4 separate regions of the Homo sapiens genome follow, and regions 2, 3 and 4 are each linked to region 1. The links are chromatin contacts, found by Hi-C or POLR2A ChIA-PET in ENCODE. All regions are on one chromosome and are shown on one strand. Each heading gives the region's core, a stretch centred on a gene start or an enhancer-like site at or near the end of the contact. The rest is flanking DNA. Distances are from core to core; before and after follow the strand shown. Region 1 overlaps GRIK4 (glutamate ionotropic receptor kainate type subunit 4). Region 2 overlaps SORL1 (sortilin related receptor 1). Region 3 has its middle 75 kb from the start of SC5D. Region 4 overlaps SORL1 (sortilin related receptor 1).

Region 1 (5,242 bases), core at 1,109-3,608:
ATACAGTCAATGGAATAGAATTGAGAGTCCAGAAAAAACTGAAACATCTATGGCCAATTAATCTTTGGCAAGAGTGCTAAGACTATTCACTAGGGAAAGAACAGTCTATTCAACAAATGGTTCTGGGACAACTGGAAAACCACATGCCACCTGTTTTTGTAAAGTACATTTTTTGGAACATAGACCTGCTCATTTGTTTATATGTTGTTTGTGACTCCATTTGAGCTAGAATGGCAGAGGTTAATAATCTCAACAGAGATACTATAGTATACAAGTCTAAAGTACCTACTCTTTGGTCCTTTACAAAAAAAAAAAAAAGTTTGCAGAGTTATGTTGTACAATATTGCTTCCCATGCCCCACCTGTGTTCATTCCTTCATCTGACATTTACCGACCACATACCATGCCCCAGCCCTGTTCTAGACACAACAGCAAGCAAAAATGTCTATCCTCACAGAGCTTACATTCTAGTAGAGGAATTATCTATGACAGCCCTGCAATCTAAAGAATTTAAATGGCCACTTGAGAAACAGAAGGAATGAGACTGTAAATTACGTGCAGGCTTCGAAGCTGAGATAGAGGCTGTGACTGCTCTAAGCTTGGGCACTCCCAAATGTTCCCTGTTGGCCCTGGGTCATGTCTCATTCAGCTGCATCTCCTGAGCTGCGACCAGAGGTATCCAGCAAGCAATAAATCCAATAGCTCTTCCTAAGAACCTAATATGCTCAGGGCACTGTGTGAGTGCTATGGAGGACAACAGTGAGTAAAATACAATCCCCATTTGCCATAAGACCACAGTCTAGTGAAGAATAAACCGCATATATATCATCATAAGAAAAGTAAAGAAACATTAACACTTAATAAATAAGCACCTACTATGTGCCAGGCACTGTGCAAAAACTTCTATGGTTATTATCTCATTTGACCCTCACGAGAACACAAGAAATACACTGCTTTTGATAGATGAACAAATTGACAGATGAGCAAATTGGGTTTCAAAGAGTTTCGTTTTTCGCCTTTGGCAACAAAGCTAGTGAACGGAAACTCAGAAATCTAAACTAAAACTATGTGGTTCTAAGTTTAGCCATTCAGTTATTAAACAGACATCTGTTGAGGTCCCACAATTTTGTAAGCATCATTCTTGGCTTTAGTGCTACCAAAGATGATCAAGACGAGTGCTCTTTATACCACCCCATCCTGTACCTACCATGTATAGGAAACAGGACATAATTCACCTGCCTCCAGGAGTTTATAAAGAGATTCAGAAAGCAGCACACAGACACAACCGAAATAGTAATGGTAATAATAGGTACAATCTAAGTGTCCAAAAACAAGTTTAAGTAACAGTATTTCAAAGGAATTTAAATGATTTGCTGCTCAGGAGATACGGCTGAGTGGACAGGGGAAGTTTCATGAAGGAAATTGACAGACGGTAGGATTTATAAGTGGTACATATACTAGATATACCCTCCTGTCCTCACCCTTACTCCTGGGTCCTCACCCTTACTCCTGTAAGCCCAACCTTACAGCCTGGGTTGGGCTGACAGTGGAAGAAACAGGCTTCAGGAGACTTTAGAGAGCTTGTAAACTGGCTAATAAACCCTAGAACTTTAGACCACGCCTAGGTCACATACATTATCTCCTTCTCCAAATCCACCCTCCAAGACTCATCACCTCAAGCCAATCCAGCCCCCTTTAGAACATTATGCTACCTTCTTGGGAAGCAGAGGGTAGGTTGAAAGACCCCAGGCCTTGGATCAGAACACCCAGGTTTAAATCTAGTGTAAATATGACCACTTAGAATTGTTCTGTCCATTAAGGTAGCCACTTGCCACAGATGGCTCTTTATATTTAAATTTAGATGAATTTAAGTCAAATGCAATTTAAAAACTAGCCAAAAAGTCACATTTCAAGTGCTCAGTAGCCACAGGTAGCCCACAGATTCAATGCTGGACAAAGCAGATACAGAACATTGCCATCATCGAGAAAGTTCTATTGACCAACACTGATTTCAAAGCCTCTGAACTAAAGGCAGCTATGTTGCTTTTTTGCACCTCATTTTCTTCATCTTAAATTGGGCAAAGCACTACAAATACTCCCCTAAAAGGACTTATGGAAATAAAACAAGACAGTGAACTTAAAAGTGTGCTGGTAACTTCCTTTTTTCTTTTCGATACAAATACATCTTCCTTCCTGCTTTCTGCAGGGCTGAAGCCTCAAGCTCTACTCAGATAGAAACGTCCTCAGGCCATGACCCATGGGATATTGTTTTAATGTGGAGCATTAAAAACAAAGTGAAACAAAAATCTCCAGAGCAGTGAGCCCACCTGTCAGTCCTCGTCTCCCTGGGCCTCTCAAGAGGTTTGTGACACTGATCACTTCTTCCCTTGGCTTCCAGGAGACCATGCTGACCCAGCTTTCCTCCTGCCCCTTGGTTGCTGCTTCTCATCCTCCTCTATGGGCTCCTCTGCATCCCTCTGACCTCTTCAGTTCAAAGCACCCCCGAGCTCTGTCCTTGTCCTCTTCTCTGTCTGTACAAACCCAGTCTCGTGGCTTTAAGTACAATCTGTATATTGATTACTCCCAAATTTACGTTTCCAGTAGAATTCTGTCACTTGAACTCTAGACTCACATTCTAGCTGCCACCCTGCATCTCCACAGGTTGTCTAACAGGCATCTCACATTTGGCATACCAAGATTCGGCTCAGACACCTCTTACCCCTAAACCAGCCCAACCTCCTTCCCTACTGCAGCAAATGCCAACTCTACCCTCGTAAGTACCAAGGTAAAAACCTTGGAGTCGCCAGGCGCAGTGGCTCACGCCTGTAATCCCAGCACTTTGGGAGGCCGAGGCCTGCGGATCACAAGGTGAAGAGATCGAGGCCATCCTGGCCAACATGGTGAAACCCCATCTCTACTAAAAATACAAAAATTAGCCAGGCGTGGTGGCGTGCACCTGTAGTCCCAGCTACTCGGGTGGCTGAGGCAAGACAATTGCTTGAACCTGGGAGGCAGAGATTGCAGTGAGCCGGTATCGCACCACTGCACTCCAGCCTGGCAACAGAGTGAAGCTCCATCTCAAAAAAAAAAAAAAAAAAAAAAAGCTTGGAATCACCCTTGATCTGTCTCTCTTACACATACACATCTCATATCCAGACCATCAAGAAATTCTGTTGGCTTTACCTTCAAAATCTATCCAGAATTCCAACCTTTCTTACCACCTTTACTGCTGCATCCTGGACAAGCCAGCAACCTCTCTCACCTGGATTACTGCAAGAGCCTCCTAAATGGATCTCCCTTCAGCCTATTCTCAATGCAGCAACTGGAGTGATCCCTTTAAAATCTAAGTCAGAAAACAATATGGAGGTTCCTAAAGAAATTAAAAATAGAACTACCATATGACGCAGCAATCCCTCTTCTGGGTATATACACACAGGAGATGGAATCACCTTGTAAATATATCCACACTCCTATGTTCACTCCAGCATTATTCACATTAGCCAAGATATAGAAACAACCTAAGTGTCTATCAACGGATGAGTGGATAAAGAGGATGTGGTATGTGTACACAATGGCATACTACTCACCCTTAAAAAGGAGATCCTGCCATTTGCCACAACCTGAATGAACCTAGAGGAAATTATGCCAAGTGAAATAAGCTAGACACAGAAAGAGAAATATTGCATGATCTCACTTAAATGTGGAATATTAGAAAAGGAGCTCAAACTCACAGAGAAGGAAGCAATGGTTATTATGAGTGGGCATGGTAGAGGGGTAGGAATTGGAGAGATACAGGTCAAAGGACACAAAATAGCAGAGATATAGGAAGAACAAGTTTAGAGATCTAGTGTACAAAATGAAGATTAAAGTTAATAAAACCGTATTGTACAGTTCTGTATTGCTTAACAATGGGATACGGTCTGAGAAATGCTTTGTTTGGTGATTTAGTCATTGTGTGAACATCACAGAGTGACTTACACAAACCTAGATGGTATAGCCTCCTACACCTAGGCTACATGAAACAGCGTATTGCTCCTAGGCTACAAGCCTACACAGCATGTAACTGTACTGAATACTGGAGGCAACTGTAATACAGTGGTAAGTATCTGTGTATATAAACACACCAAAATATAGAAAAGGTACAGTAAAAATGCAGTAATATGGCCGGCTGCGATGGCTCACATCTGTAATCCCAAGCACTTTGGGAGGCTGAGGCGGACGGATCCCCTGAGGTCAGAAGTTCGACACCAGCCTGGCCAACATGGTGAAACCCTGTCTCTACTAAAAATACAAAAATTGGCCAGGCGCAGTGGCTCACGCCTGTAATCCTAACACTTTAGGAGGCCAAAGTGGGCGGATCACGAGGTCGGGAGTTTGAGACCAGTCTAGCTAACATGGTGAAACCCCGTCTCTACTAAAAATACAAAAATTAGCCAGACATGGTGGCGCGCACCTGTAATCCCAGCTACTCAGGAGGCTGAGGCAGGAGAATTGCTTGAACTCAGGAGGTGAAGGTTGCAGTGAGCCGAGATCACGCCACTGCACCCCAGCCTGGGCAACAGAGCAAGACTCTCTCTCAAAAAATAGTAATAATAAAAAATAAAAATACAAAAATTAGCCAGGTGTGGTGGCACATGCCTGTAATCCCAGCTACTCAGGAGGCTGAGGCAGGAGAATCGCTTGAACCCAGGAGGCAAAGGTGGAGGTTGCAATGAGCCAAGATCATGCCACTCCACTCCAGCCTGGGCGACAGGGCGAGACTCCATCTCAAAAAAAAAAAAAAAAAAAAAGTAGTAATATAATCTTATAGGAACTTTGTCATATATGTGGCCATTTGTGGATGGAAACATCATGATGTGGCACGTAACTATAGTAGGAGTTTTTGTTAAATAAGTAGATTTTAGCAGCTCCTGTCACACACAAAAAAACCAACTATGAGATCATGGGCATGTTAACCTGCTTCACTGTAGTAACCATCTTACTATCTCTACGCATCTCCTAACATGCTGTAAACCCCAAATATACACAATAAAGTTTATTTCTGTAAAAAATTTGAAGTCCAATCATGGCCTTACTTTGCTCAAACGTTCTACCTGGTTCCCATTTTACCCTAAAGAACCCCTGTGGTTTGACCTTCACACCTACATCTCTGACTATCTCCTGCTGCTGCGGCCCTTGCTGATACAAACTGGCCACATGGACCCCCTGGGCATGCCCCGAGCTGGCCAGGCCCATTCCTGCCT
Region 2 (5,315 bases), core at 828-3,327, 870 kb before region 1:
GTAGAAACCAAGCCCAAGGGCACAAGGAGGAATGCTCTGCCACCTGTGTCCCTCACTCTTGGATATGAGGTCATCTGGTTTGTATCTCCCTGCTTCCACTGTGCCTAATTATGTCTGGGCAATTTCCTTGTAACTTGTTAATTCTAAGAAGCATCTTCTATCCCACCCAGATATGTAATAAACTCCTTTCCATTATCTGCTTCAATGCTGTTAATAAGCATTAATGTTTTTAAAGAGCTTTGGCTATTCCCCCACAAATATCACACCTTCCTGCAACTCTGATAAAGGAGGCTTTATAGGCCTTATTTTTTGCAGAAAAGACACAGAGAGGCTAGTGCTTTCCCAAATCTGCCATTCAGCAAATAAGCTCTACTCCCTCGGTGTGAAAGGCACCCTCTGAATCCAAGGGAAAACGATTAAGGAAAGGCTTTGTAAATAACCCTCTATCAGCCAAAAGGGGGAGTCTATAGGATTGCAGGGCCCAGATGTGTTTAATGAGCTGGATATTTCACAAGTTGCTTTCTGGGTGAAGTGGCAGGGGAGCCGGGCACAGGCCCCACGGATGACTGGCTAAATGAGTATCTAGAGCTTCCCATTAATCTGTTCTTACAGTACAAATGGGTAAATGAGCCCCTGGGTTGCCAAAGGTAAAATATATAAAAGAGAAGCCTCTGACTTGGTTCCTGCTTCTGGTCTCTCTCCATCAAACGCATTCTGCCCACTACTTATCCTTCCAAAGATGAACTTTCATCACATGACATCAGTGGTTCCCAACTGCTTCTCCGATAAAGTCCACAAAGCCCTTGCTGTCCTGGGCGCTGCCCACTCATCTAACTTCACCTTGGCCCCTGTGCCCATGCCCATTCTCCATAACTCAAACCAGTTTCCTGGCCATGCCAGCTTCCCCACATGCTGCTCCCTTGCCTGTGAATTGATTCCCTCCACCTCTGCTTGGTTCACCCCAGACACTCTCCAGAGCTCTTTGCTAGGGCCTGCCCAAGTTTGCTTTGGGTGCCCATCCTACATGCATATGACACTTCCGCATCGCAGTGCCCGTCACTCTACTGTAACTGCCTATTTTTCTGACTCCTACTTCAGACTGTGAACTCCGTTTCTGCCTTGATCGGCAATATATATGCAGGCCCAGCACAGAGCCTGGAACACAGGGTGTATAGCAACTGCTTGTTGAGTGAGTGCATGACTGACAAAAGGGCAAATCATCTCCTTATAAGATAATGTCGAAGCTATTAAAAATTAAGTGAAGAAAAGATAGTGAAAATTCATGGTTAATAAACTATCTGTTATTTGTGGTTGTTTGGTTTTAACTTCTGCTAACCACAGTCTTATACTTTAGAAGTCAGATCTTAAAAATTATACAGCCTAAAGATGACACTTACATGGCATGTACACCAATGGCCCCACACTGTAGGCCAAGCTATGCATTACTAACCAATGAAAACAATCTCTCTTGAGCCTGGTAGGTAGCCAACATCAACCAACTGGAGTAAATACTCATTTCCCATCCCTAAAAAGGCTGAATATTGAATTTCCAAATCAAAGAATATCACCTGTTTACTCGCCCCAAGTCACCAGCTTTATTACAGAGCCACAGCCAAGATTAGAGCCCAGATTGCCAAATCAATTCAGTTTCAGCCATGTGACGTTTATTTATAAATCTCTTGTAACGAGTGGTACTTCTGGGGTGGTTAAAAAAATATTATGTATATAATATTAATCCTATATATCTAATATCTACCTGTGTATGGAAATATGTTTTCTCTGTCATCTAAGCCCCATCAACTTAGATGGGCATCACCAATCATGGGTGGCCCTCGCCCTAGACCTTAGGCCCTCAGCCTGGGAAGAGCCAACCAGGCTTCTGAGTAATGGTAAGTGCTTAACGTCCAATCCAGAAGACTCACGGCAGTTTCTCTCATCGCTCATGTCTCCACAGTCGTTGTCAAAGTCACACCACCAAATGCTGTTGATACAGTTCCCGTTGCTGCAGCGATACTGGTTGCGAAGACAGGTGTTCTCTACCCATCAGAGTGCGGCAGGGGAGGAAATGAAACCAATATTATTCTTACTGCTGGACCACAGGTCTTTCTCTTTTGAGTTTCCCTCCCTTTAGTAACTATCGGGGGAAATTCAGCCAGATATCGGGTGAAATTCACCCCCGATATTTCACATAGGTTCTTTTCTATTTTCCCTAAGTGTCGGCCGGTCTGAGAAATAAAGGGACAGCGTAAAAAAAGAGAGAAATTTTAAAGCTGGGTGTCTGGGGAGACATCACATGTCGGCAGGTTCCGTGATGCCCCCTGAGCCGTAAAACCACCAAGTTTTTATTAGTGATTTCAAAAGGGGAGGGAGTGTACGAATAAGGTGTGGGTCACAGAGATCATGTGCTTCACAAGGTAATAGAATATCACAAGGCAAATGGAGGCAGGGCAAGATCACAGGACCACAGGACGGGGCGAAATTAAAATTGCTAATGAAGTTTTGGGCACGCATTGTCACTGATAACATCTTATCAGGAGACAGAGTTTGAGAGCAGACAACCAGTCTGACCAAAATTTATTAGGCAGGAATTTCCTCATCCTAATAAGCCTAGGAGCACTACAGGAGACTGGGGTTTATTTCATCCCTACAGCTTCGACCATAAAAGATGGCCGCCCCTCGAAGCGGCCATTTTAGAAGCCTACCCTCAGGGACGCATTCTCTTTCTCAGGGATGTTCCTTGCTGGGAAAAAGAATTCAGCGATATTTCTCCCATTTCCTTTTGAAAGAAGAGAAATGTGGCTCTGTTCCGCCCGGCTCACCGGCAGTCAGAGTTTAAGGTTATCTGTCTTGTTCCCTGAACATTGCTGTTATCCTGTTCTTTTTTCAAGGTGCCCAGATTTCATATTGTTCAAACACACATGCTCTACAATTTGTGCAGTTAATGCAATCATCACAGGGTCCTGAGGCGACATACATCCTCCTCAGCTTACGAAGATGACGGGATTAAGAGATTAAAGTAAAGACAGGCATAGGAAATCACAAGGGTATTGATTGGGGAAGTGATAAGTGTCCGTGAAATCTTCACAATTTATGTTCAGAGACTGCAGTAAAGACAGGCATAAGAAATTATAAAAGTATTAATTTGGGGAACTAATAAATGTCCATAAAATCTTCACAATCCACGTTCTTCTGCCATGGCTTCAGCTGGTCCCTCCGTTCGGGGTCCCGGACTTCCCACAACAAGTAACATGATGGTAAAGGGGGAGGAGGAATGCCAAGCACACGTGTCTACAGGGAAGGAAATGTCCCATACTAGCCTCTTGCTTTCCTCTTTTAGTTAAAATCAAAAGAGAGGAGGAGGCTGGAAGAAATATTTAGAAGCAGATACAATGCTTTAAGAAGGATAACCACAATACCAGTTGAGTCTATTGGGTAGTGAATACAGTACATCAACATTATAAAATACTAATTACACACAGAACTCCTTAATGGACTGTGTCTACACAGAATTAAAACATACAGATTCAATATATCTATAGGTATGTTTTTATATACATAGTTATATATATCCATATATATTCTATCTATCAAGCAAATGAGTTATGAAGATTTTCTCAATACTCTGAGAAATTTTTCTGCCCCATGACTACTTTAAAGCAAGCAATTAAAATTCCTTACAGAAAAAAAATGTATAGTTTGGCAAACTGCATCAAGGACATGCGATGATTGGTCTCATATTTGGATAATCAAAGGCATTCTAATGGGAAATATGGAGTAGCTTTCTTCCCCTTCTCTTGGAATTTAGTGTTGATTCTATTTCTTTCCAAACAGTTTTAAGATTGTATCCATAGCCTGAAAGAAAGTCTCTTGTTTCTAAGAAAGAAAGGCTCATCTTTTTTCTGTTTATATTTCTTAAGGAAGATTGACTAAAAGGCTTGTATTGTGTGTTTCACTGCCTTGGACTTGGGCCGCTGTGAGAAGCAGGGTTAGGATTACAAAGCAAATAGAGTAGGCACAGTGGCTCATGCCTGTGATCCCAGCTCCTTGGGAGGCAGAGGAGGGAGGATCCCTTGAGCCCAGATGTTCAAGACCAGACTGGGCAACAAAGTGAGACCTCGTCCCTATAAAAGAAATTAGCTGGGCTCGTGCCTGTAGTCCTAGCTTCATGGGAAGCTGAGACAGGAGGATCCCTTGAGCCCAGGAGTTTGAGTTGAAGCTGCAGTGAGCCGTGAATGTGCCAGCCTGGGCAATACAGCAAGACCCTGTCTCTTTCTTGTCTCTTTAAAATATATATAAAAAAAAAGGCAAATAGAATCACAGATAAGGAAAAGCAGAAATTCTGGCCATCAATCCATGCACTTCATGGCAAGGTGCCCTTGCAGGGGTTCACCTCACTCACAGAAACGTGATGCTGGAGGCGGGGGAAGTGGTGACAGTAAAAATTACACAGGAAGGAAAAACTTTTTAAATTTCGGAGGAAAGAAATGTTAAATCTCTATATTCAAATTCAGAGGGGGAGTGGGTGTAAGGCTGCTCTTGCTGCTTGGTCATGGCATAAGGTCTAGACTCAAAGTGCTTTGCAAACATTGGTCTGAAAGTTCAGGACACACTGGGCTAGGCTACGGTGAGAGGATGGACAACCGTTAGGTGAGAGTAAACGCGGAAGGAGTCACACTGGTTATTTTTCCCAATCAGGTTGGTCCAACTTATGCAAAACAGGAGCAGGTAAGAAACCTGGATGTGAGGGATGGGTGAGGAGAGGAAGAAGCAAAAGAATAAAAAGGGAGACCCTGAAGAAAGCCTGTGCCATCTGACATGAAACCAAAAACCACAGCTACTACTTAGAAAGGTACAGCATAGGCCTGTTCTGAGTGAGGACTGAAGGGCCTCTTTGACCCTTACCAGGACTTAGAACCCAAACCAGTATTCTTATGAGTATCTGGTAGGTTTGATTTTTACCTTGGACTTTTTCCAATAACACGAAAAGGTTAGGAAACAGAGAGCTATCCCTCCCTCCCCTGGCGGGGAGCAGGAAACAAAGGAAGGAGGATGACAGGCAAAAAAGAAAAAGGGAAGTACCTTGTTTGACACAGGTATTGTTCTTGAGCTGATAGCCCTGAGGGCAGTCACACATCAGGTCCCCTGATGGAAGCACACTGCTGGACACATCCTCTGGACACCTGCAGCTTCTACTGTTGTTGGCCTTGGGCAGGCACAGCAGGCTGCATGGCCTGGGCACACAGGCATTGCTTCCTGGAGGGAAGACAAACAGCAGCAGGTAGGTTAATACACACCATGAGGGAGGTACTGAATAC
Region 3 (4,958 bases), core at 1,283-3,782, 660 kb before region 1:
TCCCCCTATTTTTATCCTCATGGGACACGACTTCCCAGGAATGAGTCTTCCTAGCAATGCGGGACATGACTTCCTAGGAAGGAGCCTTCCTAGCAACATAGGACCTGAATTTGTAGGAGTAAACCATCCTAGTGATGAGGAACCAGCTCAAAAAATAAAGAAAAAGGGAAAAGCAACCTGAGATCAGAGACACATTTTCCTTCTAAAAATGCTTTCTCCAAAAGATTTTAAAGAAAAGCTGGGGGTGGAGGATGTGAAAGGAAAAGAAATCTTGTGACCTCAAACTCACTAAGCCAAAGGGAAAAATCAAGCTGAGAACTGGGCCATGAAAACCTGCCTCCCATTTTGGTTCCCAAATAAGATGACTACAAGATGAAAAGCTACACACCTCCTTCATACTTTGCCCACAGGGAAATTCCTTGTGGCCTCCAAGATCTTCACCCCAAAGCATTTCTGTTAAAATTCACCAGGACAATGCAAATCGATGGCTTATCTTCACAGGTGCAGGGCCACATAGGACGGAACTCAAAGTCATCCTTTCTGCCCACCTGACACAAAGGCAGATCTGATCGTTTCCTCTGCCTTATTATCTATGTTATTTTATGTAAAAATGCAGATTCACTGAGCAAGACAAAGGCATGAATGACTATTTTCCCCCACCCCCCTCCTACATGAAAATTGTGTATTTCTCAATATCCTGCCCTTTCTCCTTTAAATTTGAAGCCCTCAGAATTATCTTCAGAGAAAAGGCATAGACCTGTCTCCAGAGTGTGAGTCCTTAACTTTGGCAAATAAACTTCCCAAAATGATTGACGCTTGTCTCGTCATTTGCCTCGATTGATAATTACCCACTGAGATAAATGCCTGTGATGCCTTAAGGTGCTCAGAACACAGAGTAAGTCTAGGATCTTAATGTCAGCATTGTGGTTTAGGGGAAAATAAAAGGTTGCTGTTCATACAGAGTGGTCTCTCATATATGCCTCGGGATTAAACTGCAATTCACAGAAAACCCTAACAATCTTGCTTTCTGAACGCTTTTTGAAAATATGCAGTGAATTGCCAAGACCAGGATGTTCTTCATCAAGGACTTCCGAGGAGATAAGATTTAATTTGCTTTTTTGTTGGTCTTCTTGGGGCGGGTGAACTCCAGGGAGTGATGTGTGTTTTCTGTAAAGTCAGCAAGCTATTGTTGAACAGAATTTCTGCAGATATTGTCAGTGGGAACATAATTTGGGTCAATGAATCATAAATTCTATTTTGGTAATTTGCCGAAGACAACATTGAAAACAGAGCTAGCCCAACGGGGAAAACTGGAAAGAGACACACAGCTCAATAGCATGGCAATAGGGCAGAGGGGGAAAGAAGTGAGACATTCTGCCTAACAGACTGCAGACTTCTCTTCAAATGATTAGCCACCAAGCAGGTTGGATTTTTTTTTTCCTTCCAAGTCCTGGGAACGACGGCAAAGCAGTTAACACAGACTGCACAGTCACAAACCAACAGAAACATGACACTTGAGGTAAGTCCCCTAAGATTCTCAGATAACTACCTCTGTTCAGTTCATCAACCCACAAACAATCCAAACTTGTCTCTTGGAAAAAATTCCCAGACCTTCAATGCAACAGCCTTGTGCTGCTCACATTGTTCTAGTTTCTGTAGGTTACAGAAAACAGTCAGCTCACACACTGGCTTCATCTTTCCTTCCTTTTGGTTCAGGAAATTCAGGTGCAGCTATTGGTGGTGGGAGGTGGATGGAGGAGCAGTGAAAATGAATGCAAATGAGGATGATTTTTTCATTAGATGTGGCTTTTCCTTAATACAATTTTATTCAACTTTATAAATGAAGAAACTGGAGATGAACAACAGTAACAAATAACCCCAAGTCTCCATTATTCATTCCAGGAATTAAATCTAGGACCTTCAACTCAGATGCCCTTTTGTTTAGCTCCTCAGGATACTGGAGGGAGAGAAAAATTTTACCTGAGCGTTTACTCAAAACCAAGGTCAGACAATGCTGTATTTACCTCTATCACCATCCTCTGCTCAGTCCTCAAGAGCTTTGTGCAAGTGAGAACAGCTGTCCTTTGTTTTAAACAAGGACAAGCAAGACAACTGAAGTTTAATTGCAACAGGATGCATTTGGATTAAGTGTGGGAAAAAAAAAATTGTTGGATTCCAAGTATTGTGAGACCAAGGAATGAATTACAGGGGAGAGTGACAACATTTTTTTTTTCTAAAGATTTTGGGGACAGCTCTGTTTCTGGAATGTCCGAAGATAGTCCATCCAATAGGACCAATTACCAGAATCCAGCCCCCAGAGCCTACCATTTCTATACTCATTCTTCTGGCTAATAAAGGGGGTTCTGCTTCACGCCCTCAGTACAGGTCTTTCAGCCATGACGACCAAGGCAGACCATTCTGGTTTCAGCTGGAGTGTTTCTGTTCTCATGAGACACCAGTCCACAGGGGTTCTCTGTCTCACATGTGGAAGGGAAAGTGAAAGTAGCTTCTTTTAAAATGAACAGTTACCTCCTTCTCATTGGCAAAAGGCCACTTAAATTTCCCAAGGGGGACAGAAAACCATCTTGCAAAGTTTAGAAGATATTCGTAGCAGCTGACCCGCAGCAATGTCCTAAAGCTGGGCTTTCAGAATCACTGGGTACTTGGCTCCATTCCAGTCTAATTAAGTCTCAAGGCTTGGGTAGTAGGACCCAGGCATTGATATTTTCGAAAAAGCTTCTCAGTTAACTTGAAAATGCTTCCAGGGTTGAGAAGCACCATTCTGAGTACAGTTGATATGCACCATCCTCTTTCAGAGCTTTTTAGGAGTTCAAATTTGGCTAGACCAAGGGAAGGACAGTACAAAGTGTCTACTTATATGAACTGTTCCAGTTGACTGCCATTTGATTGATGTGTTGGAGGATTAGGGCCCCAGCCATCCTATTAAGAAAGCAAGTGGACCACTGCCTGGCTGTGAGCCTGGAGGAAGCCACTTCAACGGCTTTGTTTCAAGAGCCAGGGAAGACAGAACCCGAGAGCTGTGTCTTGAAGGCTTCCTGCAGGGAGTGGGAGCTATGATTTTATTGCTAGAGAAAGAGTCTCCAAGCTGTTGATGGATTACAAGCTGCTGATCCGTCTCCAGCCCTCAGAGGGCAGAATGTGGAGAATTCCAAAACACAACATAACAGTTGCCTCTGGTACAAAGAAGACGCAGTAATTTGTGGAGGCCGCGTGGCTAAGAATGTAAAGGCAACCAAGCACTGGGGTTAAGAATTAGGAATCTGGATTTGAACCACCCTAGGTTCACATCCTACCACTTACTAGCTATGTGCCTTTAGGTATATTAATTAATTTGGGCTTCACTCTCTTATCTGTAAAATGAGGATAATAATAGTAATTACCTCATTTAATTGCGATGATTCAGTAAAATAATGGACGCTAACACTTATTTAAATATATAATGCATTCAGTAAGACTTGCCTGTATGTGTTTTGTTGGGGCAGAAGCTGCAATGGAGTCTGTGCTGATGAGGGTAGGAGTGGAGAAGGTGTTTCCTCGTCACCAGGGCAGCGGCATTGGAGATCTAGGACGAGCTAGGAGGGAAAGGTGTTCTCCACGACGCCAGGCTTGTACTGACAGGATTCTCTCAAAGTTGAGGTACCCAGTTGCTGGGTACAACCCCAGCACTTGGTAGGGAAGGAGAGCAGCTCTCATCCCAGGCTGTGCAGCCTGCGTCCGCTTAACCTTTAAAGCAAGTGAAGTTGTCACCTGGGTCTTTGTCCTCCTCATCATCCCTAGAGATTCTGAGTAAGAAAGTCTGGGGTGGACCCAAGGAATCTGTATTTTCTTAAGAGTTCTCAGGATGATTTAGCAGCATGGGCAGGGTTGAGAAGCATGGTGCAGTCTGCTCAGTGCAATTAAAAGGGTCATGAACACTCCTCTGCCCGACCTTGTTGGCGCACTGTATATTATTTTACTGCCAGAGATCATCAGCCCTGCAATTCCACTAAACGGGCATTTGTTTCAATTAACAAGTGGTCTCTTTAAAATGCACTTGATGTGAAACCCTACAGTTCTAGCACTTAAGATCAAATTCAGCAAGTGTTCAGAATTCTGAAGAGAGAGAAGGGCAGGAGGTGATTTGGGGACAGGGGGTGATGTGGGTACAGCAGACCTGGTCAGGGACTGAGAAGAGGGAGCTTTTGGCAACATGAAAGAAGAGGCCTTATGGCAGATAAGCAGAGGAAGTACACCAAGAAGTGGAAGAGGGACCCAGAATGAAAGGATTGACAATTCCAAAGACAAGGAAGGTGTTTTTAAAACCAGCTAGATACTGCCTTTCAACTGCCGTTTACAGAGCTCCTACTGGATGGCAGGCATTGGGCCAAGCATTTTTAACGCCAATTTGATCTTCACAACTGTTCAGCGGCCAAGTTATTGCTATTTCTACCTTACTAATGAGGAAGCTGAAGTTCAGCTACCTCATCCAATGGAGCAGACAGGTGACATTACATCCCTGTGTCTTACGGAGTGGAGGTGAGATTGGGTGTGAGGGGCAAGAGCCAGCATCTTTGGAGAAAAGCTCTGGCTGGCGACCAGGCCTCCTGTCATCTTCAGTCCTTTGTTTTCCCAGACCCGTCCCACTGCAAGCATGTTCAGCCCATCCTGTTCCTAAGGATGGAGGGTGAGAACTAACCCCAACTGAGCTACCATCTGCTCAGCCCTGTGTTCAGAGATTGTCAGGGCAGGGAGTGAGCTAGATCTTGTCTTCTCAACTCCCAACCAGCAGAAATAGCAAACATCTTTGGAGATTCCCTTTATTTGGCTTCTGGTTCTCACTGCTAAGCATCGCTATTAAATCTCAGGACCCTTTCCTGTGCAGGCATGTCTGCCTCAGACGCTATCTATCTCAGTATATCAATTCCTAACAACCAGGTGTGGTTGGCACCTAAGTTGAG
Region 4 (4,898 bases), core at 2,052-4,551, 760 kb before region 1:
TTATTTAATCCAGAATGCTACAAAGAGAAAGCAGCTAAAGGAATCTCCTCCGGTCGCTGAAGCCTTCCCTTTTCCTCCTCTCCAGCCCAATCCCCTGGATCCATCTGGAGATCAGAAACTCACAACACATGTGCCCTGGGAATCCCAGCTAAAAGTTTCCTCCCCTCCCAAAACATCTGCACTCTTGAACCAGAGTGGGGATAGAAAACTATGCAAATGTCAATACAATAAAGGACTAGGAACCTAGAAAAAAAAAATCACCCATGTTCCCCTGGGATCTGGGATAAAAAGTCCTCAAATATTCAACTTGGGCATCCTCAAAGATGACATCAAAATGCTCCCTCTGGCAGGTAACACTCAGATAATGCTTTGAGTAGGTTGCAAAGCTTTCAGTGATCAGAGTGGGCAAAAGGTCTGAAGATAACTTGCTGAAATCGATCTACTCAGAGGACAGGAGACCTCCTCACCAATCCCAAGGCAGGTGAAAGGTGAGAAGAGCACCAAGGGCAAGCCTCAAAACATCCAAGGGCTTTTCTACAAAGAAAAACTCCCATCCTGGCTAACACGGTGAAACCCGGTCTCTACTAAAAATACAAAAAATTAGCCGGGCGTGGTGGCGGGTGCCTGTAGTCCCAGCTACTCGGCAGGCTGAGGCAGGAGAATGGCGTGAACCCGGGAGGCGGAGCTTGCAGTGAGCCAAGATTGTACCACTGCAGTCCAGCCTGGGCAACAGAGCGAGACTCCACCTCAAAAAAAAAAAAAAAAAGAAAAAAAGAAAACCTCTAGAAGGCAAGCCTGGTAAAACACCTGTTTGTTTGTTACTTTGTTTCTTTCTCTTCTTTTTTTTAAGGAAAGCTTTTTTTATTAGATGTCCCTTTTACTCATAAGAGCAGACTGAAAAGGGGCAGCCCAGTAGGGGGATAAAATCCCTGGCAAGAAATGACTTGTACGAGGGCCACCAGGCACTCGCAGGAACAGCTCAGCTCCTTTGCTTGGCGAGATGTCAGGCACATCCTGGTCATAAGAATAACTCCCTGGTGAGTCACAGCTGATCCCCAAGGCAGCCCGGGTGCCCATCCCCCCACAGCAGACCTAGTTGCAGGAATCAGGAATGGATGCGCGCAGGACAGGGGAGCCAGCAGGCAGGCTGACAGGAAGTAAATTTTATTATCAAGACATGCATTCTACCCTCTGGCCTCACCTGTCTCCTCTGTCTCCACCTTGCCCCCATCCTCACCCCCAGGGGAAAGAAAAGAAGTCAACAAAGCAGGCTTTTCCTGCTAGCTCTCCATGGCATGTGGCCAAGACACCAGCAGCCCAGGGCAGACCCCAGCAATCAAGAACAACCCACAGGTCCCTAGATCCCTTTACTTAATCAGTGGCTTCCGGTTTGTTTGGTTCCTTTTCCATCCATCCCCAAGGATCTCCCCCTGATCTCCCCTTTCCTCCTCCCCAAGCCTTTTTCCATCGCCAATCCCCCACACAGGTCCCACACCCAGAAGACACTGGCCTGGGAGTGGGTGGGAGGGTGGTTTTCCCAGGAACATAACCTTGACGTGCAATCAGCTATAACCACAACCCCGGGGTGTGAACAACCTTCCCTCTCCCCTGTCTAGCTCACAGGGCATAGCTGGAGCTTGATAAATGAGACACAATTAATTGGAGCTGTTAAGGCAGCAGGGAGGGGCCGAGTGCCTCCCCTCAGAAGGCAAACAGAGAAAAATTACATGCCACAGAAACCTCTGAACACAGAAACTGCATCATAAACAACAAACAGCATCTGGCTCATTGGCAGGTCGTTAAGAGTCAAGATAACTCCTCCCACCCCACCCCCCAAAGATCACCTGGCCTAGGGGGGTCCCATGCCCCACTGAAGGTCAGAATCACCTAAGAGGCCCCACTCCACGCCTACCGGCTCTGTCGCCCTCTGCCTGGAGCCCAGGAATCAGTCTTTTTTAAAAGACACACCCAGCCGGGCGTGGTGGTTCATGCCTGTAATCCCAGCACTTTGGGAGGCCAAGGCAGGCAGATCACGAGGTCAGGAGATGGAGACCAACCTGGCTAACACAGTGAAAAACCGTCTCTACTAAAAATACAAAAAATTAGCCAGGCACGGTGGCACGTGCCTGTAGTCCCAGCTACTCGGGAAGCTGAGGCAGGAGAATTGCTTGAATCTGGGAGGCAGAGGTTGCAGTAAGCCAAGATCATGCCACTGCACTCCAGCCTGGGCGACAGAGCGAGACTCCGTCTCAAAAAAAAAAAAAGGAGACACACCCCAACCCCAGGTATTTCTAATGCAGCTTCTTTGGGAAACAATGAATCTAGTTGATTCCCCTGCCTCCTGGCAGGAGTTGGAACTAAATGACGGTAGCTAGAAAGATGTACCATTTTTGGCGGGGGGGCTTGTCTTTGGGGATTTGGGATGGTCATTAAAACTCTAGGATATACTGATGATATATGCTACAATGTGGCTGAACCTCACAAACAATATGCTAAGTGAAAGAAGCCAGATACAAAAGGTCACATATTGCATGATTGCATGACACCATTTATATGAAATGTCCCGAATAGGTAAATCCATAGGGAGAGAAAGCTGATTAGTGGTTACGAGGGGCTGGGAGATTGGAGAGGAGGGAATCACTGCTTAATGGGTAAGGGGTTTTATTTCAGAGCGATGGAAATGTTTTGGAAATCATGGTAGCACAACATTGCGGCGATATTAAGTTCACTGAACTGTTCACTTTAAAATGGCTAATTTTATGTAATGTGAAATATACTCAAATTTTTTTAAGGCCTCTAGGACCTGCAGAGAACATTATATTTCTCAAGTGCTAATCAAGAACCTAGGAGCTTCCACTCTTAAGAAGTGCTCCTTTTATCTCATCTCAAGCCCTCATGCTACCAAAATATGCAGCTAGAATGAGTCATACAGGAGGCAGGCTGTGGACTGGGTCTCTGGCCAAACCAATCCTTCAAAGTGCTGTCAGCGGCATCTGCAGAGCCACAGCATCCGCACAGGCCTCCCTGTCCCCAGCTGGAGAAACAGCCGCAGGCCCAAGGCTAGCATCCACCGCCAGCTCACAACAGTGGATGCCACCCACACCTTGACTCGCCTCGGCATCTTCATCGAACAAGTCCATATCACCCCACAAGTGTTGTCCCTCAGCCCCCTGCGTGCCCTGGCAACCCGGAGAGGTGAAATGATTCACCTCCTATTATTCAGAGTGAGGGGAAGGACCTGCTACCACCCAGTCCTCAAGTTCTGGGTTGTTATAAATAGAGGGGAGGAAGTCAATGGCTTGGATGAAGGGACTGATTACTCATGCGTTCACTTGCGGATGAAGTAGGCACTGAGGTCTGCTAGGTGCCAGGCACCCTGTAGGCTCTTTAATCATTTCTTACCTGTTAGCTCACACAGAGCACTTCTGGGGGAATTAGGGTTGCAAGTCTAAGCCAATGATGAGAAGTTTCCAATAAAACCACCGAAATCTGTATAGTTGTTGAGGCTTATGCAGGAGGTGGGGCCACTGAATAGAATGGGTCACAGGTACCCTCTCTACACCTCTTTCAAATTGGTCAAACCCAAAAATCAGGATGTCCTAGACTCCCACAGCTTGCAGTCCTCACAACTCCTACACAGCCTCCTCCCAAAACGCAGTACAAGGAGGACAAATAAGGCAGTCTGATTCATTTCTCTGCTTCACTAGCAGTGAAATACAAAGAAGCGTTTTTAAAATTCTACAATATAGCATAAAACAAATATCCTGTCCTTCAACTGTGAGGACAGAAGGAGCCAGGCACTCCCCTGAACTATATGACGAAACTGAGGAAGTCAAAGACAGCCTCCTGAGGTCCAAGGAGAACAAGGTTTTCCCAAACCATCCCTTTGCATGGCTTAAATGCTAGGTATGCAAATTGCCTCTCACTGTCCCCTTTCAAGACTGTGTTCTCACTATATTTAGCAGGCTTATTATCCTCCCTGGACTGCTCACCTCAGAAGGAAAGCTGAAATCTAGTTTACGAGCACTCCCGGAAGAGAGGCCCAGTTCATGGAATCTCAGCTCACTCACTTGACTTTTGAGTTTGCTCAAGATGCTTCACCTACAGAACTCCTGAACTACTTTGCTGATGAATTCAGGCTGCCCATTTTCCAGATGAGGAAACAAGGAGAGAATAACCTTGGACTAGAACTTAGCATTCACTACTATCTCCTTCACTGGAGCCATGACCATTCTACAGAGAAAAATACACATATGCCCTTTCCTTTCTCTTTGCTAAAAGGATGATAATCATAATCTCACTGCCTTATAATATCAGTTTAGAGAGCTTATTTCCCTTTCTGATTGATCCTTGGCAGCGAGAACCTATCTACTGTTTACCTCTGTGTGCCACTCTGTCCTGGTGAACCCACTTTGTCAATGAGCGAATATGCTTTGCTGTTTTGGGAGGGGCTCCCTACTAAAAAGAAACTGTGGAAAACTCTCTTTCTCATGAACATAATATCACCCCTTAATTTACCAGTTGGCAAAAAAAAAATGAGGAAAATATCAAAGCCAGAAAGAATCTCAGAGAACAATTAAATGAAATGCCACCTTTTGCAAATGAGATTAAGCTCAGAGACAGACTTTAAGGCAATGTGGTGGTTCTCACTGCCTGAAAACACACGGCCATGTGCAGGAAACACAGTCAGAGTGAGCACAGCAAATACCCCCTCAAGAGAGCGCACCCCAAGCCAGGACTTGCCCTACGTGAGGATTTCCCTGTGAGCCCAAAGTCATTTCTCACAGCTCTTCAGGATGGTTCCAGACCACAGACTTGCCCTCTGCAGCTTCACCATGAATAGCCCCTCACCGCGTTCAGTCAATAAGTATTTATCAAGCACTAACTATATACCAGAT

What was found. Hi-C counts contacts between places; a loop is a spot of excess contacts on that map. ChIA-PET counts read pairs that join two places held with the same protein, here RNA polymerase II (POLR2A). Pooled maps may share reads with other maps.
Region 2: a pooled map shows a loop between it and region 1 (5-fold over the local background). The contact joins two enhancer-like sites. A Hi-C loop is called at or near these places in 5 of 37 single-sample maps with no recorded cell type and 2 of 50 pooled maps.
Region 3: a loop to region 1 is called in a map with no recorded cell type, with 4 times the contacts of the local background. The contact joins two enhancer-like sites. A Hi-C loop is called at or near these places in 3 of 37 single-sample maps with no recorded cell type and 2 of 50 pooled maps.
Region 4: a loop to region 1 is called in a map with no recorded cell type, with 4 times the contacts of the local background. The contact joins two enhancer-like sites. A Hi-C loop is called at or near these places in 2 of 37 single-sample maps with no recorded cell type and 2 of 50 pooled maps. POLR2A ChIA-PET finds 5 or more read pairs at or near these places in 1 of 52 experiments (OCI-LY7).

Annotation. Positions count from the first base shown.
Region 1 is chr11:120,699,812-120,705,053 of GRCh38, reverse strand. The region is part of intron 3 of GRIK4 (glutamate ionotropic receptor kainate type subunit 4); the gene reads right to left. Among named protein-coding and RNA genes, the nearest start is that of GRIK4, 190 kb to the right of the region's middle. Within about 2 kb of position 2,358, at least 3 of the 41 ENCODE cell types and tissues checked have a DNase peak (open chromatin) inside an H3K27ac peak, as active enhancers do; they include OCI-LY7, where a contact is called at or near this core.
Region 2 is chr11:121,566,878-121,572,192 of GRCh38, reverse strand. It overlaps SORL1 (sortilin related receptor 1), which reads right to left. Exons shown (of 48, transcript NM_003105.6): 22 at 5,080-5,253; 23 at 1,923-2,036. Among named protein-coding and RNA genes, the nearest start is that of SORL1-AS1, 120 kb to the right of the region's middle. RefSeq lists enhancers at 448-947, 948-1,449, 1,910-2,079, 2,190-2,239. Within about 2 kb of position 2,077, at least 3 of the 41 ENCODE cell types and tissues checked have a DNase peak (open chromatin) inside an H3K27ac peak, as active enhancers do.
Region 3 is chr11:121,365,210-121,370,167 of GRCh38, reverse strand. No RefSeq gene overlaps it. Among named protein-coding and RNA genes, the nearest start is that of SC5D, 75 kb to the right of the region's middle. RefSeq lists enhancers at 2,473-2,572, 2,613-2,712. Within about 2 kb of position 2,532, at least 7 of the 41 ENCODE cell types and tissues checked have a DNase peak (open chromatin) inside an H3K27ac peak, as active enhancers do.
Region 4 is chr11:121,462,899-121,467,796 of GRCh38, reverse strand. The region is part of intron 1 of SORL1 (sortilin related receptor 1); the gene reads right to left. Among named protein-coding and RNA genes, the nearest start is that of SORL1-AS1, 12 kb to the right of the region's middle. RefSeq lists enhancers at 1,197-1,266, 830-2,029. Within about 2 kb of position 3,301, at least 29 of the 41 ENCODE cell types and tissues checked have a DNase peak (open chromatin) inside an H3K27ac peak, as active enhancers do; they include OCI-LY7, where a contact is called at or near this core.